Linked DNA regions of Homo sapiens: region 2 is linked to region 1. A link is a loop called in an ENCODE intact Hi-C map of the cell type or tissue named here. Cell type or tissue: chondrocyte. All regions are shown on one strand. Links, peaks and the distances in the headings refer to the core of each region. The heading gives the core; the rest is flanking DNA.

Evidence for each region. Hi-C counts contacts between places; a loop is a spot of excess contacts. Peaks named below come from ENCODE experiments on the same cell type or tissue, not always from the same donor. Only the 100,000 strongest peaks of a DNase experiment are listed, where the experiment ranks them.
Region 2: a loop joins it to region 1, with 7 times the contacts of the local background. A loop is called at or near these places in 3 of 110 quality-filtered maps.

The regions. Positions count from the first base shown.
Region 1 is chr6:133,235,462-133,244,747 of GRCh38, forward strand. It overlaps EYA4 (EYA transcriptional coactivator and phosphatase 4), which reads left to right and starts at 5,896. Exons shown (of 20, transcript NM_004100.5): 1 at 5,896-6,288. It overlaps LOC124901231 (serine/arginine repetitive matrix protein 1-like), which reads right to left. Exons shown (of 3, transcript XM_047419612.1): 2 at 6,758-6,950; 3 at 4,859-6,195. The coding sequence ends at 5,325. RefSeq lists enhancers at 6,239-7,133, 7,134-8,026. In chondrocyte, for the core only: CTCF peaks have their summits at 3,453, 3,652, 5,409 (motif pointing right) and 5,633; DNase peaks (open chromatin) are centred at 5,420, 6,390 and 6,470.
Region 2 is chr6:132,819,072-132,828,357 of GRCh38, forward strand. No RefSeq gene overlaps it. Among named protein-coding and RNA genes, the nearest start is that of SNORA33, 6.5 kb to the left of the region's middle. RefSeq lists enhancers at 428-477, 1,747-1,816. In chondrocyte, for the core only: CTCF peaks have their summits at 4,082 (motif pointing right), 4,282 and 5,702 (motif pointing left); no DNase peak of the experiment used is centred there.

The sequences.
Region 1 (9,286 bases), core at 551-8,550:
CTGCCGTATTGGCATAGGGTTATAAACTGGAGTATTTAGACATCCTTCACTTAAGCAACTATTTTATTTTTCTTAAAGAAGGACCAGCAAGAAGGTCCTCACCAGATGCTGGCCCTTGATTTTGTATTTCTCAGCCCTTGTAATAAATAAATTACTTTATAAATTACCGAGTTTCAAGTATACTTTTATAAGCAACAGAAAATGGACTAAGACAGGTGGAGAGGATGGGGAGTATGTTCAGCTTGAGATGCTACCTTGACCCTTTGGTAAAGATAACCAGGATTCTGGGAAGGACATTCATGTTCTTAAGTCACCTATTTAGAGGTGAAAGAAGAGATTATAGGATGAATCAAAGGAGAGAGCATTGTGAAGAAAGAGAAAAGAACCTGCATCTAGGTCCATTTTTGAGTGTCATTAAGAAAAAAGAGGATAAGGGCATTGGCTCATGCCTGTAATCCCAGCACTTTGGGAGGCCAAGATGGGAGGATTGATTGAGAGCAGCAGTTTGAGACCAGCCTGGGCAGCATAGTGGAACCCTGCCTCAGCAAAAAAAAAAAAAAGAAAAAAACAAAAAAACAGGTGTGGTGGCATGTGCCTGTAATCCCAGCTACTCAGGAGGCTGAGTCCAAGTTAGGAACACTGATAAATTGCAACGATCTACTTGTACTGAATATTTCTGAATAAGGATATTATAATATCAATGAAAAGTATAATGAAAGCTTTTCAATGTGTCTTCTTTCCACCACATTTAATAGTACACTTGGAAACAATTTCTTCAATGGTTTTCTATTTTAAGCATATATTCTCAGCAGCCCCAACACACCTTAAAATGACTTTTCCTGTTCACCTGATTCCTTTATTCCACCACTTTCTCAAAAAAACTGATCAGCCAGTTAACAGAAGACTGCTGTCAATAATACCAAATGCTTCCTGGACATAAAAGAGGCTGAAGATTCAGGAATGACTAATAGGAGACCATTGATGATAGCTTAAAGACAGCAGTCTCAGTAAAGGAATAGGAGCAGAAGTAATATTTCTAGGATTAAGAAGAGTCACAAAGTGGATGCACTGAGGGCTGGTCACTTTTTTTGAGAAAGTGGAATAAAGGAATCAGGTGACTATATGCTAATGAATTCAAAGGAACAAGAAAGTAATATTGTTCATATTTTGACTATTATTAATATTTTAAAATGTTCATTCAAAGTACTTGGGAGATTGATTAGTATGCCAAGAAAAATATTGTGTGAAGTGAAAATAGAAAAAGAAATTACATGTAAGTTGTTAGAATATGAAAATAGCATATGTTGGTAGGAATTCAAAGTGAGGCAAAAATATAATGCAACCGAAGAAAATAAATTCGGACTCATTCTAATATGTTAATGAGACCACACCTGGAACAATGCATTCAATGTGGGATACCTCTAACAAAAATGAACATCTAGGAAATTGGAAATAGTTCAGAGACAAGCAATAAGAATGATTATGGGTTTGTAAAGACTGAACTGCCACAAGATTAAAAGGCCTTCTATTTGTTTAACGTGGCTAACATGACTTAAAAGTGAGCATGATATCTGTTTATAAACATCTGAGGGCTGAGTGTAAGCATGGAAGAAGGAGTAGAGTTGCCTAATATGCTACTAAAATGATTCAACTGGAGAGAATTTTCAAGAGAAAATCTAAAAGTAAATATAATGAAGCTGTCTCCCAGAAAATGTGCATTTCCTTTCTTTCAGAGGCCCTGCCAAGAATGAGGAAATTTAGCAGGTCCCCTGAAGATTTGATTTCTTCACTTTCACAAACTAGTAGAAACCTTTTTAAGCTTGATCTGTCTGCACAAAATTACTCAGAAAGTGTGTTTATTTATAGATTTTAGAAAACCGGCAGCATAGGACTCTAGATTCTTGGGCAATCATATTTTATCTTCATTTATTCCTGTGGTCTGTCATCAGCAGAGAGGTAGATTAAAAGACTGTTCAACCTTGTTCACATTAAGGTTGGTCTTTAAAACTCCATACTTCCAAAGCTCAAATAGTTTGGCTTAGAATTTACTAAGAAACAACTGAATTATTGTATTTTTGAAAAATTGTGTATATTTCCAGCTAGAGTTCATAGATATACCAAAAGTTGCTCAAGAGATTTACTTTGGGATTATTTCTACAAGCATCCAGTTCTCTGCATTCTTTTTCAATAAATGTAGTGTCTTATAGCATTTTTTAGCCTAAAATCTGTTCTTACTAAAGTGAGGGCCTGGTTTTTCCCTTAAGGTTGCTTTTAAATGAAATTAAAACAAAAATTATGTTTTGGATTATGAGCTCCTAGAGCGCTTTGTTTAATTTGACTTATACAAAATCTAATGCCAAGACAGTGCCATGCACGTTTGAAAAATAAACAAATAGTAAATGGTAACTGCAGAGGCATCCCATTCCAGAGGAGTTGGTTAAGGGAATTGCTAATAAGTGAATCTTATATTTCCACTGATTTACCCTATAAAGTCTTATATTTTTTATCTCCCCACTCCTCCCAAAACACATCCCTTTTCAGACTGAGTTGAACATGTACAAATATTCTGAGAGCCTGACTCATGTCATGCAGGGCCCACTGGTGTTTTTGAATCACTTCAAGAATCTGGCAGCAGGTCTCTGACTTCAATTTCCCCCATGTGTCTTTCTAGGCCCTTTGCGTTTCTCCCACTGTTCTACTTTCCCTCTCTTCTTCATTGTCTGTACTGTATTGCACTACTGGGCTAATAGATGCTAGGGAAGGGTAATGAGTAACCGGTACAATATTTCAGGAAAGTGATTTGCTTTTTAATTGTGCATTTATGAATTGTTTGCATTTTACCACAAATAAGATAGTAAGTAAAACAATAAATAATACATGAATTTTAAAAAGACGCCTCAACTTCAGAGACTTCAAGTATATTTTAGACAAGAAAAGCAATAATTAAATAAGCACAGAATTTAAAAAGTAATACCTCAAAGTAAATTGGACACAACATTTTGTTCCGGTTATGAAAAGGGGAGGCTTGAAAATATCTCTTGGTGAGCCTGAGGGACATATGGAATGTAATTCTTTAAACCAATGTTTCTCAAACTGTATGTGAGATAATTTTAGGTGGTACATGAGAAATAACTTTTATTTCTACAATATAGGTTCCTTTGCAAGATCATCTTCTATTCATGGCGGGTTTTATTAGTTTTCCATTTATGGTGACTATAAAAAATGTCCTTTATCAGATAAACTTATTTAATAAAAATAGATTATTTAAAGATACATATTAAGTCAATAATATAGGCGATATGGCTATAATTATAAAAGTGATATTCAATGTAAATGCTGGAAATAAGGCCTCATTTAAGCAAACAATACATTTTTGCCTTTATAACCCTAAAATTCTGTTTCCTATGTTAAACTTATTTCAAATGTGTACTGAAAATTGACGTTTTATCTGACACCTAGTGGTGTCCATGTTAATATATGTATATTTAAGACAACTATTAGAAGGTAGTAATATGAAGTCAAATAACTAATATATTATCCTGGATTTTAAAAATAATTTCTGTACATGTATTCTTATCTAGATGTACAAAAAACTATGCAGGAGCAAAGTGACCTTGAAAGCAAGGTCAGTGTAACTGAAAAATCTGACTTTAGAAGGGTACAAAGAAACATGCTAAGAAAACCCACCCTATATTTATGTTAACAATATGCTAAAGTATGAATTTTTATTTTATTCAAATCATACATCTCCCACCTTTATTTGTAGGTGAAACTAGCACATAATGTTTTATGCCAAAATGAAATTCAAAATGTTGTTGCCTTTTGAGGACAGTATTAAATTCATCATTGTACTTAATCCTTACATGATATTTGCTATAGCCACAGAACATTCTTAGACACTATGATTCACAAAACATTTAAATTGCATATTTGGCTTGTAATATATTACATATTTAAAAGAATTACTATTTTTCTGAATACCATTAATACTAATAATAGCATCACAGTGACTAAGAGTGGACTTAAATAAAGGCTGGCTTGAAACTCAGGTCTGCCATTTATTAGCAAGCTTCTAAAAATTCTGAGCCCTTAGTTTTCTCACATGTGAAATGGAGAAAATAAATCTGCAAAATTAATTAAATCTGTCCATTCATATTTTTCTCTCCAGTGTATATTAACTGGCATTCCTCGTTAGGCCAGAATGTGCTCTCAACCATGCTCCAAATCCGCTTTGTGCCAACCCCACTGCCAGAACCCTTTCTACCTTGAGAACCAGAAAAGGAAACATTATGCCTGGCAATGCCTACACCCTCCAAAATAAATCTGCAGGAAAGAACACCCAGTAAGTGATGAGAGCAGCAACGACTGCCTTTATCATTTTAAATTTACAACACCACCTTTTCTAGAGCCTCTTAAGCATTGTAGATAATTCCCCACTCATTAAAAAATAAATTGTAACCATAAGTATTCAGGGTTGATACTGCTTTTGAATTAGACAGTGCTCATATCAGTTGCATAAGACCAACCTAAAGTAGAGGATGAAATCTTTTTTCTGAACCTTTTTCAGAACGTAACTTAGTGAATATATTAAAACTAAACTTTCTTTGAATGGGAGTAATTTCTACGGATTAATCTGTAATCTCTTAGACCACACCTAAGGTAATGTAGAGGTTGTTGTATCATAGGCTTTGTGATTAGAGACCACTGGATTTGTCTTTGGAAAAGTCACTCATGATTCTTTGGGCTTTGGTTTCCTCATCTTTTATACCGGCTTAATAATGACCACCGTAGAGTTGTCATGGAAGTTAAATGAACTCATGTACCATAAGTGACCAATACAATGATTGACACTCAGTGATTTATCAATAAATTAAAACATTTATTATCAATATGACAGAGAAGGTGCCGCTAAAATAGACAATAGGTTTTTGGAAGAGGTGATTAAATGGATGCAAAATTTATGGATTGTTTATTCCGTCTACCTTTGCTGTGTCCCCTGGTTGTGGCATACACACGTGTGGGTATAAAATCGTAAATCCTATGTAGTCGCGTAGTGCATGCGCAGAAGGCTTAGACACGAAATGTCATTTCAGCAATGTGCCTAGAGAAGCTCTGACGCCGCCTTGGAAGTAAGTCGTTGCTGCCTGACCTTTGGGCGTCTGGGACGGATGCCTATACCTGCACCCAGCAGCACTGGAAGGGGCCCAGGCCCTTCGCAGCACAGCCTATCCCCAGACCGCTTAGTCCTTCATAACATATATCTCCACGGAAAAGGGTATTTCCTCCCGTCAGAAAAAGCGCCCCAGTCTGGTCTGGGTTGGTTTTTATTTCACGTTGTTGCAAGTAGGCGAAGTCCCTTCTGTCTCCTCCCTTGGGGTAAGTGGAAAGGAGTCCGGCAGGGGGCCCGCAGTGGCCTGCACAGGGGAACTGGGTAGCGAGAGAGTTCCAGGCAATTCCGGGGGCTGCCCCACAGAAGCAGGTGGGGATCGACAGTGGCTCTCCGGCCCAGGGAGGAGAGCGCGGTCGCGGGTCCCTCCCCTCAGCCTGGAGGCTGCAGCCGCTCGAGTCGGCCCGGGTGGGGGCGGGGTGGGGGCGGCGCGGAGGGCACGGAGATTACGGCGGCGCCACCCGGGACATCCAGGGCCCCGAGGCCCTGGGCGGTCCCCACGCGAGATCGCAAACCATGACAATAGGCAGTCACCCGAGGTCAAATAAAAACGGAGTGGGTCCCCCGCGCGCCGCCGCCCCCCGCGTCCCTGGCGGCCTCCCCCGAGGCCCCCGGCGGCCTCACGAGCCCGCAGTAGCCGGTGGCGACGTCGCCCCCGCCCCACCTCCCTGCGCAAGTGCGAGGCTGCCGGCAGCGCGGCGCACGCTCCGGCCGTTCCCGGCTTCCGCGCAAAACTTCCATCCTGTCCACGTGAAGTTGTCGCTGCCTTAGAGAGGGGGAAAGAGCTGCGGGAAAAGCCGGGGAGTGACGACTGCGGCGGCTGGGCGCGCTCTCTCATTTTCTTTTCTTCTCCTTTCCCCCCTGTCGCAGTCCGGAGTTTTGGCTCCTCTCCTTTCCTCCTCCCCCTCGGAGCCGGCTTCTCCCTCCGCCCCGCTTCTCCCCCGCTTGTGTACGCTATTTGTTGTGGGGTGGCCGAAGGGGATGTCCTGTTTTCACCAGAGGCACAGCGCGAAGGGGAAACTTCGACACTGGAAGGAACGAGAATAAATACTTAATTACGGACGCACTGAACCGCGGCTGGGACAGACACTTCGGGAACCCGAGGCGGACCGGGCGACGAGGTGAGTGACCCCTTCTTCCAACCCCCGCCCCAGGGCTCCCGGGGGAGCCTGAGTTGAGAGAACCCCCAAACTTTCCGGGAAAGTGCGCGAGGCTCCGCCGGGGACGCCGAGCGCTGGGTACTGAGGACGCGCAGCTGGACGGTGCGTGGGCGCCTGCGTCCCCGGGGGGCGCTTGGAGGCCGGGTGCCCCACGCCTGAGGGCCCGGGCCGCTCGGACCGCAGCGGTGCTCTCTGCCCTAGAAGACGTCCCCAAGCCCCAAGGGTCCCTTCCGAGCCTGCCTGTCCCTTCCGGGGTCGGCGCGGAGCCTGCGCGTAACGGAGTTCATCCAGCAGTCCAGCGCGCGGCTTCTACCTGCACCCCGCCTCCACCTGGCAGAGGCGCGAGCATCGGGGTCTCCCCCACATCTTTCTTATGACGTGTATTACTTTCTGATGACCCCCTAGATGGTCCAGGCGCGAGGATGCTGACCCAGAGTCCTTCGGAGGGTCACAGGCGCCTGGGCTTTCCCGGTGCCGGGTGCGTGTGTACTTTAAAGGCTCGCGTTCTAATCTCCAGGCACTGATCGGGCTTTTCAACTGCGGCGATCCCACTTTAATAGTTTTTATGTGGCGTGGACTGAATGTCTCCTGCAGTTTGCCAGGGTCGGTGAAATTAGAGGCGCCTTGTCAGAGCAGTCGCGTTCATTGGCTCGAGTAGCGGGTGCCATGGAAGGCTTATAACTTCTCCAAAGGAAGGGACCTGGCTGGGTAGAGCAGGTTTTTCTCTCCTTCCAAGCCTGCTGGGTCTGGGGAGGCAGTGGAACTTGAAATGGCTCGGATTTTTAGCGTGGTGAAGCGAGGTTTGGAAGTAGACGTGTGTGTGCTTGTTTTATTCTGCGCCGCACAGCAACCCGAACTTTCGTTTGGTAGCACTTGAAAGAGTTTTCTCCCTTTGTTTGCGAGATTCTGAACAGCTCGGAGCGATTAGGGAATTTGCGGACCGAGTCCGGTGGCAGAGCTGGGGCGAAAGCAGAGAGCGCAATTTAATTTTTGTCATCTCTTCCCTGCTTGGGAGGATAGTGTTTCCCTTCACCACCACCCCTCTTTCTCCTTCCTATGAAGACAACGGATTTGCGCCTGGGGTGAGAGTGTGTGCGGGAGAGTGGTGTGGAGACTGTCCTCTCTCACCGCGTCTCCTGCGCCTCTCCCCGCCATCCCGAGCGGGCCTAGAGAGTCATTCATGAATCTTAACCTGAGGGCAGGGGAGGAAGGTGCAGGTCCCTCTGCCCTTTCTGCCAAGGTGCAGAATAGCGCCCGGGCGTGTGTTTTGGTTCCAGAGCAGTTCCACGTGGAGCAACTTCGTGTGTGTGTGTGTGTGTGTGTGTGTGTGTTGTGTACTTGATCTGTGAGGAGGTAACAGGACTCTGGTGTTCAAACCCAGTGGGCCGTTGGCCATTAGTTTGCTTTCCTGGCTGTCATTACAGACACTTCCAAAATCTGATACCTAAGAGAACCAACAGGTTAGGTTTCACATTAAGGGCTCATACTTAACAGTTTTCTTTCTCCCTTACCCCTTTTGGCTTGGCACCCTGGGATCAACGTAATTGTTGGAGCGAAATACACCTCCTGGAATATGGCATTTTGTTCCTCTTCTCATCTGTGGCCACTTTGTGAACCCTCGGGTGTTTGTCAGTTTCAGTGCGGGCTCCTGCGGGATTTAGGTGGGAGTCTTAGGAGCGTTTAACAACCGCGGGCTCCCCATCAGCAGCTTCTGAAGTTTCACTTACACGTAGGTGACTGACAGGATTGAAAGTTGACGATGGTTTTTTTGTTTGTTGCGTTGTTTTTGTTTTTAAAACCTTAGGGAAGGGATTGTACTTGAATTCCTTTCCCGGGTACGGTTTGGTTTTAAGCAGAATCAGTGCCTTTTTTTTTTTTTTTGTCTTTTAAAATATTATTGGCAAGCTTAAACCTGAAGAACCAAAAACTAGAGGGGGTGGGGAGAGAATCCCCCCAAAAAATATTTGATACGTGATACGGAGCGTTTTAGGAGACTGCATTCAAAGACATTTGTGTATTTTTAAAAATAACATTATCCCAAGAAACAAAAAGCAGTAGTAACAAGAGACAGATTGTTTTGTGTGGAGCAAGACTGCCAGAATCTGATTTTTATGGCAACAATATCGAAAGCAGACATAACTACACCCACATTTATTGTTATAAACCGTAAAAATAGTTTGTTCCACCTGATTAAAAGTTGTAAGTCATTCAAAGTTAAACCCGTATTTAGGAATGACTGTACAAGAATGTTAAAACCTTTGACAGCTACAGCTTTGAAAGCAACATAATTAGATTTGTTGAAAATGTCTCCTTTCTCTGATTATTAGTGATATGTACTTGTCTTTCATAATAAGTAAAGGTCTACAATCAATATGGTTTTCAAAAGCCTGTTTTCCTTTGTAAATTTCCTGAAAATAGTATGTTTCAATATTTAAAGACCATTGTAACTACCGGTTGGTTCACAATTATAACTAAAATAAGATTTACTCAGTTGTTTTCTTTTTATTAGTATTTGTTGAATATTTGAAATTGAATTTCTCATTTCCAAAATAAAACGTCTCACATATATGTATGTACTCACAATTAACACTTCTTTTAAGTAGTAGGCTTAAGTTTTAAAATTTTTAAAATCTTAAGATTTGTATAAAAAGGAGTGATTGTATAAAAAGGAATAATAATTATTAATTGTTAAGAAAAATAGATGCTGAATTTCAGAGGGTTTCTAGAAGCTGGAGAAAAAAATTGCATAGAAGTTTCTTTTTTGACGGGTGACTGGCAGATGAGTTACTTGTCATTTTGCTATAATTTATTTTTTTCTTTTAATAAGGCTCTTTGGGTTAAAAAAAAAAAAGGAAAAACAAGTACTCCATTTCTAAGAGTTTCCTTTTTATTTATGTTGTACTTTGGGGTGTAAATAAATTTTACATAGCCACGGGAAATAGAGTATCCAATTTCATGT
Region 2 (9,286 bases), core at 956-8,955, 420 kb before region 1:
CAGGTGTTGGATTGGCCTCCCAAAGTGCTGGGATTACAGGAATGAGCCACTGTACCTGGCCCCAAATCTAACCTTGAACTCTGCATCTTCCCTTACTGTTGCTCTGTGTTTGCTCCAAGTCATTAAAATGTCTCCATCCTCAGACTTTGTCGGTTTTCTGGCTGTTGTCCTCCAGCAGCTTCTGGTCAAATGCAGTGGCTCAATCACAGCCTTTTCCTGACCTCCAGGATTTTAAGTACTGTTGTGTTAGCATTTTGACCTTTACCACATTTCAGTTCTTTCTCTTATTCTGCCTGTGCTTTCAATTGTAATAGTTTCCAGAGTTCAGGTGAGCATGTTTGCTTCTCTGCAGCCTTCCTGAGACATTCTCCCACTCCCACAGCTTCCCCTGATTCCCAAGTCTATTTTGTTTTCTTTGATCAACTCTAAGCTGTACCAGACAATTTCCCAAGGAAGACCCACTTGCTCTTCAAATTTTGCGTGCCTTGAAGTGAACTTTACCATCACTAACATGTTTTTGTTAGAGGAAAAGAAAGCTGACTGTGTGGTATGCACCATACTGCATTCATTATCACTTGTTACTGCGTACCACTTTCCCAAGCCAAAGGCCTTGGCATCCTCAACTCCTACCTGCGCTGTATAGGTCTTACTACTGTCAGTCTCATCCAGATGATTTTCAAGACATGAGTCACTCCACTCCAGTTACTCATCCAGACTTCTGAGTTACAGTTATTGAAAAGTGATCATGTCCATCTCTTCATAACTTTGGTTTGTTCTGTTTGAAGTACCTCTACTTTTCTCCATCTAGATATCTCCTACTCATTCTTCAAAACTCAGTGCAAATGTAATGTCGGCTTCAGAGTGTGATTTGCCTGTGTAGCTTATATGGAATTCACTGGGGAGCCCACTGAAGCAAAAGTGCCAGGACAGAAGCAGATGTCTTCATTGTTTTATGGGGGAAAATTGTTTTATGACATTGGTTGCTGTGTGTGCTCAGAATCTTGTTGAGGACATCCCTCATGAACCCAAAAGGAGAGCTGTTTGAGCCTAGCACTTGATGTTTTCTTGCACCCATGGACAATGAGACTTGTGACTGCCTGTTTTCTTTGGCTGTAAGAGCCTCCAAATGAAAGACTCAATTTTCTTTCTGTTCTTTATTCTTTTTTTTTTTTTTTTTTTGCCTCATTGTGATTTTATTAGCGTATTCTATGTATTTCTGATAAACCACTTTAAATGCTTTAAAAAATGAATGAGAGGCCAAGCGCGATGGCTCACCCCTTAATCCCAGCACTTTGGGAGGCCAAGGCGGGCGGCTCACGAGATCAGGGAGTTTGAGACCAGCCTGGCCAACAGGGTGAAACCCTGTCTCTACTAAATACAAAAAATAGCTGGGTGTGGTGGTGGGTGCCTGTAATCCCAGCTACTCGGGAGGCTGAGGCAGGAGAATCATTTGAACCCCGGGACGTGGAGGTTGCAGTGAGACAAGATCGCGCCATTGCACTCCAGCCTGGGAGACAGGGCAAGACTCCATCTCAAAAAAAAAAAAAAACATCTAAAGAGAAATTGTAAAAAGGCTGTATTAGACTGCTGTTATAAACAAGTACTGTCAGTCTTTAACTGGATTGTTGAGGCAACAGAAGCATTACATAGACAGCTTATAAACCGTAGGAAAGTGTGGAAACATCTGCTAGGCTTACTGAGGACTAGCCCTTAATGGAGTTTGAATTTCTTTTTTTAAATGAGTTCGTTATTTAAAGAGTTGTGCTCAAGGACTATGTTAATCACAAGTACTCCTGAGAGCCACTGAGAGAGAAGAGACTATGTAGTCAAGGAATAAGGTCAGTAGCCATCACCACTCCAGGAAAAGGATGGGACAGGCTGATGGCAGAGAAGGGTACAGCATTGTCCTCCCAGCCAGGCATTTTCAGAAAGGTCAATCCATGTGCTAGAAGAACAACTTCAGCAGTAAGTCCTAGCAAAAGAGATGGCGTGGTTAAGGAGGTGACCTGGGGAGAGGCCACCAGACTCACTCAGGGCACCAGTCTGACTCACTGCTGGTGGCTTGGGATATAGAAGTATCGACACATCAGAATGTTCAGAAGGATTGGGACCAAGCCGATCCCAGGCAAAAATAAATCATGAGTTCCTTTTTGAAAACATGTTTTGACACTTCAAATATAACAGTACATCTCAATTCAAATTGCTTTATCATAAGTGAGATGTTTCAGCCAGCTCTTTTCCCAGAGTTTACAGATCATAATCTTAGTGTGTTGATAAGTTGTATTCAAATCTGGCTTTTGCTTGGGAAGGCTTACAAATACTGGGGAGGAGGATGAATCTTCCTCCTAAGGATTCTTCACCTATGTTGATGGGCAGTTTTCTAAGCTCTTCCCTACTTTGTGTAAAACATTCCTCAGAGTATTTTTTCTCCCCTTTTCCTCCTCCTCTTTCTTCCTTTCTTTTTTTTTTTTTTTGCTAAATGTTCAGTGACGGTCTTCATCACCACACTTTTAATTTGGCTTCCACAGTACCTTAGTTTTTGGAAGGAAATGTGCCAGAGAAGAGACAGAAGTGTCTTTTTGTTGTATTTTTCCATCTCTTTTGAGTTCGTTTTTTAAATATGAATTAACCAAACTGAGTGACAAAGATTGTGAAGATAGAAACCCTGGTGATCCTCCTGAGACCCTACCAATCAGTGAGGTTCTATTTGCCTTTCACTTTTTGATGATAAAGGGAGAGAAAAAAATTTTTGGTTTTTTTTTTGGTTTGTTTTTTGTTTTTTTTGAGACAGTCTCGCTGTGTCACCCAGGCTGGATTGCAGTGGCACAATCTCGGCTCACTGCAGCCTCCGCCTCCCGGGTTCAAGTGATTCTGCCTCAGCTTCCCAAGTAACTGGGACTACAGGCATGCGCCACCATGCCTGGCTAATTTTTGTATTTTTAGTAGAGACGGGGTTTCACCATATTGGCCAGGCTGGTCTCAAACTCCTGACCTCGTGATCCGCCTGCCTCGGCCTCCCAAAGTGCTGAGATTACAGGTGTGAGCCACTGTACCCAGCCAGGGAGAGAAAAAATCGTAAAGCATCAATTCAGAATGTTTTAGTTTAGAAAACCTTTATTAGGCCAATTTCAAATAAAAGAATAGGCATAGCTGTAAGTATATTCATCACAGAGCTACAATACTTTGTGTTGATGGAGAATTGAATAAAATATATGTTTACTTAATGGGATATTAGGGTGCCACTGAAATAGTATAGAAGGGCATTTGTTAATATACATGTTTTGAAAAGTAGTTGAACGTACAATAGGATAGCATTTTCTAGAAAAAGAAAAGGAGGAAATACTAAAATAATATAGAATATAAAGGGGCCGAGAGTGGTGGCTCATGCCTGTAATCCTAGCACTTTGGGAGGCCAAGGTGGGCGCGGATCACCTGAGGTCAGGAGTTCAAGACCAGCCTGGCCAACATGGTGAAACCCCATCTCTACCAAAAATACAAAAATTAGCTAGGCATGGTGGCAGGCGCCTGTAATCCCAGCTACTCGGGAGGCTGAGGTGGGAGAATCTCTTGAACCCAGGAGGCAGAGGTTGCAGTGAGCCAAGATCGCACATTGCGCTCCAGCCTGGGCAACAGAGGGAGACTCAGTCTCAAAAAAAAAAAAAAAAAAAAAAAAAAAAAAAAAAAAAAAAGAATATAAAGGTACATGCTGGCAGAGAAGACAGGTTGGAAGGGTATACATCAAGGTGTTAATGTTTCTAGGAAGGTTTTCCATTTGCTTGTTTTCTTTTTCCTCTAATCAACATGTATTGCTTTTGAAGTAAAATATTTATTTTTATTTTTTAAAGGAAAGTTTACTTGGAAGAAACCCAAGCAGGCACTGAGAAAGAAGGCCAAATGCCAATAAAACATTTTAAATTAAATGAAATAAAGATACAGTACATTCTTGGGGTTAATTTTGAGTGCCATTAATAATCTTTTTAAAAATTTATGTTTTGTGAATCAAGTGAGTTTATATACTTGTCTGTACTTTAAGTTGTAAAAACAAAACTGCTTAAAACGAATGAATTCATGCCTAGCCAGCAGAGGGCAGTAAGAAACTGATGCCAGCTGAGGGACAGGTCAGTGAAAAACAGGAAGACAAGGTAAGAAGCAGGGACTATAGCAGGTTCACCCTAGGAAAAGATTCTTATCGCATTCTGTGAAGATTTTGAGAATTCTGTTTGTAGGAATAGAGATTATAGGATATTGTTGAGCTTAGTTTACTATTTCTGGTTGCATTTATTTGCTTTTTACAAACTGTTATCCATCATTTGGATTGAGTTTAATGAAAGCTTCCAATAATAATAACAATACCAAATTAGCCTTGCTCTTAGACCATTTACATTTAAACTTTTTAAATACTAAAGGACATTGGCATTAATTTTCTAACTCACATAACATTATTTCAATTAGTTGTAATTTTAAGTAGTTAAGTAGTTCAAGTTTTTTTTTTTTTTTTTTTTTTTTTTTTTTTTTGAGACAGAGTATCGCTTTGTTGCCCAGGCTGGAGTACTGTGGTGCGATCTCGGCTCACTGCAAGCTCCGCCTCGCGGGTTCACGCCATTCTCCTGCCTCAGTCTCCCGAGTAGCTGGGACTACAGGCGCCCGCCACCACGCCCGGCTAATTTTTTTTGTATTTTTAGTAGAGACGGGGTTTCACCGTGTTAGCCAGGATGGTCGCGATCTCCTGACCTCATGATCTGCCTGCCTCGGCCTCCCAAAGTGCTGGGATTACAGCCGTGAGCCACTGCGCCCGGCCAGTTTAAGTTTTATAAATGATATCAATTAGAATTCTGTAACCACCAGTGGACACTGGCTGTTTTTTATCTTTCTTCCAAGGTTACTAATTTTGCTCAATTGCAATATATATGTGTGAAATACAAATAAATTATAAAAATTTAAACCGTTGATTTTCAATGTTTTCTCCACCATACTGAGAATATGCCTAGAACTACCCGAAGAACAAGTTTCCAGAGAAAGCCTATTCTGGAAAATGGGCATAATTTGGAGATGATCAAGGCAAGGGGTATACTTTGGAGATTAAATTCTCCACACCATAGCTCCATGGAAGCATCATCTATGTTCTGAGCCTTTATCTCCCGTGCCTAGGACAGTGCGTGGTGTAGTAGGAACTCAGATATTTCAATTGTTTGTTTGTGGGCTTTCTTTTCAGTCTTAAACTCCTCAGCCTTTTTTCACCCTCTATTTTTTAAGGTTCCTTTTCCTCTGGCAACGAAAGTAAGTCTCTAGGTTGGGCTGCTTTGAGTCGAGTGTGGAGCCAAGCTGTCTCAACTTCCTTTCTCTCCAGCTCCACTCTAGGGAGCAGGGCATAGAAACATATCCTATCACAATATGGAGTACATGGCTCTAAGAAGCTGAAAAAATACGTTTAAAGGCCATTGTGAGACCTGGGAACAGTAAAAAGCATGTGAATTCAGAGAAACTATTTTTACATTGCAATAAGTTCTTTTTTGAAGCTTATTTATCGAGACATATGCCAACAGCACGGAATTATATGAGTGATGTGAATTAAACCTTACACAAATGTAGTATTTGTCTTTTTATTTTTCCTTCTCTCAACTACCCCCAACTAAAATTTACAAATGGATATAAAAATCCTGTTTGTACTTGGTTGGCTCGTTAGAGAAATACCGAGTCAAAGGTCTGTGATATTTCACAGTGCTGCCCCCAGGTGAAAAGAAGCAAAATGCACATTAAAAAAAAATAAATATGAGATCCATAAGGGGAAAATAAAATATTAGCATATAAAATGCTACAAATTAAAAAGCCTGCCTTCTCCTGTAGATTTGAAGCTGGATAAACTTGATGGATTCTAGGAGTCAGCAGATGTTTTGCTAAATGGGTACATGTTGTGTCTTGCAGGGAGGTACTTAGCCCCACGAGGGTCGTAACGTGATGCAGCTATGCCACTCTTTCAGGAGGAAATACACATATAATTTAAGAAGAAATTAAAACCTTTTCTACATTTCCCCACAAGCTTCATTTTGAAATAAAATTATCCTTTTCAAAATATTATATTCCAAATTTCTATCATGTGAAGACTCTAGAAAAGTTTACTCTAAAATAATGAAAATGATAACATAATGTGAACGATGCTAAAGTGCAAAAGCAGAATTCAGAGTTGTATGTGAAGAGGAAATGATATACAATAAATCTGTTAGATTTTTTAGTAGCATCATCAAGGCATAAAAGGCGGACTTGTCATATTAACTTTGTTGTTGCCTAGTGTTGTCTCGTGAAGTGAGTCTCATTCAAAGTATTTTGGGTTGCACTGCTGCCTTCTGGAAATGCTCGGTATAGAATACAGGACAGATGAAGTTTAACAGTCACTTTGGTTTGACACTACTGTGTTGGGTTGCAGTAAAAATAAAACCGATAAGAAGTGAGCTGGTCTTCAAATAAACTTCTATATTGCAGTAAAACTGCGAAGGTGTTTCTCCTGTCATAGCAATGGGCAACAACACGACCTTTTGTGAGTCAGAAACCTGCCTGGCCAATGAATCCAATACATCCCAGTACGGGACACTTTTAAAGTCCGTGTTCAAAGTTTATTTGCAGCAAATGGAGGTAATGCTTTAAAAGCAGAAGTATTAGGCTGGGTGCAGTGGCTCATGCCTGTAATCCCAGCACTTTGGGAGGCTGAGGCGGTGGGCAGATCACCTGAGGTCAGGAGTTCAAGACCAGCCTGGCCAGCATGATTAAACCCTGTGTCTACTAAAAATACAAAAATTAGCCAGGCACGGTGGCACATGCCTGTATCCCAGCTATTCAGGAGGCTGAGGTGGGAGGATCACTTGAACCTGACAGGCAGAGGTTGCACTGCAGCCTGGGTGACAGAATGAGACTCCATCTCCAAAAAAAAAAAAAAAAAAAAGCTGTATTTCTTGCTGGTGTTGGGGAGGAGGCAGTGGGAAAAAGAGACAGAGAAAGTGAGGGAGGGATGGAGAGGGAGGGAGACAGAGGGAGAGAAAAATGTTCAGGTCACTATAAATTAGTACAGAGGATTCTTGTTATTTTTTTTGCCCCACGCTGGTGATTTTCTCAAGTTAAAAAATGAAAACAAAATGCCAGCATTCACTTTTTATTTTGGAAATTCAGCTTGATGCAATCGTTAGTTGAAAATAAATATAAATAGGCCGGGTGCGGTGGCTCATGCCTGTAATCCTAGCACTTTGGGAGGCTGAAGCGGATGGATCACGAGGTCAAGAGATCGAGACCATCTTGGCCAACATGGTGAAACCCCATCTTTAATAAAAAGACAAAAATTAGCTAGGCGTGGTGGCGGGTGCCTGTAGTCCCAGCTACTCAGGAGACTGAGGCAGGAGAATCACTTGAACCCGGGAGGCGGAGGTTGCAGTGAGCCGAGATTGTGCCACTGCACTCCAGCCTGGCCACAGAGCGAGACTCTGTTTCGAAAAAAAAAAAAAGAAAATGTAAATAAACTGAATATTATCTGACTGATTCCACTTTCACTGCATTGGATAGAACTGAGTAACTGTTTTCTCTGGAGATCACAGAAAGTCTCAATTGAAATAGCATTTTATTGAAGTGAAAAGAACTTACAATCATTGTCAGTTCACGGATTTGTACTTGTGCTGAAAATCTTTAAGGCAGCAAATAAAATGTTCCTCTACCTGTGCACTTTAACTCTATTCTCCTACTAAGACATTCTAATTTGAAAATTAGGGCCGGGCGCGGTGGCTCACGCCTGTAATCCCAGCACTTTGGGAGGCAGAGGCGGGCGGATCACGAGGTCAGGAGATCGAGACCATCCTGGTTAACACGATGAAACCCCGTCTCTACTAAAAATACAAAAAAATTAGCCGGGCATGATGGTGGGCGCCTCTAGTCCCAGCTATTCCGGAGGCTGAGGCAGGAGAATGGCGTGAACCCGGGAGGCGGAGCTTGCAGTGAGCCAAGATCGCGCCACGGCACTCCAGCCTGGGTGACAGAGCGAGACTCCGTCTCAAAAAAAAAAAAAAAAAAAGCAATATATTTAATAATATTTATATTGCCTTATCTAAATTGGAAGACAAACAAAAAATAATATATGTATATTATTTTATTTATTTGTTTTTTCTTTTGAGATGGAGTCTTGCTCTGTCACCCGGGCTGGAATTCAGTGGCATGATCTCAGCTCACTGCAGCCTCCACCTCCCAGGTTCAAGCGATTCTCCTGCCTCAGCCTCCCGAGTAGCTGGGATTACAGGCATAAGCCACCACACCCAGCTAATTTTTGCATTTTTAGTAGAGACGGGGTTTCACCATATTGGCTAGGCTGGTCTCAAACTCCTGACCTCAGGTGATGCACCCACTTTGGCCTCTCAAAGTGCTGAAATTATAGGTGTGAGCCACCGTGCCTGGCCCCAACATATAAATAATATGTAAATAATAACAAAACTCAGTAGAGTTGAGTGGAAGATCATGTAAGCCAGCTCCTTTTAACCTTGTTCTGTGATTCCAGAATTCTATAGACTCTTTGATTTCTACTTCAGTGACTTGATAATAATAGTTAAATAATTGTGCAAATAAATAATGGGGATTTATTTTATAATAACATCTTGTTATCTTAGGGGATTCCCAAATTGCTTCATTTTTTATTTTAGTCTTTTGAAGAGAGTCTACCATGGTGGAAGGACTCTTACATAATACAAGGGTTTATTTAAGACTAACCATTTAATATAAAACAAGAAGGTATATTTATGTTTATGATGATCATTTCCCAAAGTTAGCTTATTGTTAAAAGATGCAAAATTCAGGGAATTAAAGCAAACAACCCAAACTATTATAGTATTCTTCTTAATGACATAAGTGATCTTCTTTAATACTGTCACCAAAGGTAAATAAATATTAATGACAATTGTGATTTTCCTGAGTGTCAGCAGCCACCTTGTCTCTATTATCATTATTGGTTTTGTTATTTTCTAGAAGTAATTATATGGCCAGACCAAAATGTGACCTTCCTACTTTCTTTCCTGTGTTTCTGGAGAACATGCTTTCTCTTGCCTCTAGAGAATTTAGGCCTGATGTGACAATATTTTTCCACTGCAGATTCTACTGGAATTAGAGTCTGAGGTTTTTCTGTTTTTTGTTTGTTTGTTTGTTTTTTTCTTGAGACGGAGTTTCACTCTGCCGCCCAGGCTGGAGTTCAGTGTTGCTATCACGGCTCACTGCAACCTCTGCCCCCCGAGTTCAAGCAATTCTCCTGCCTCAGCCTCCCAAGCAG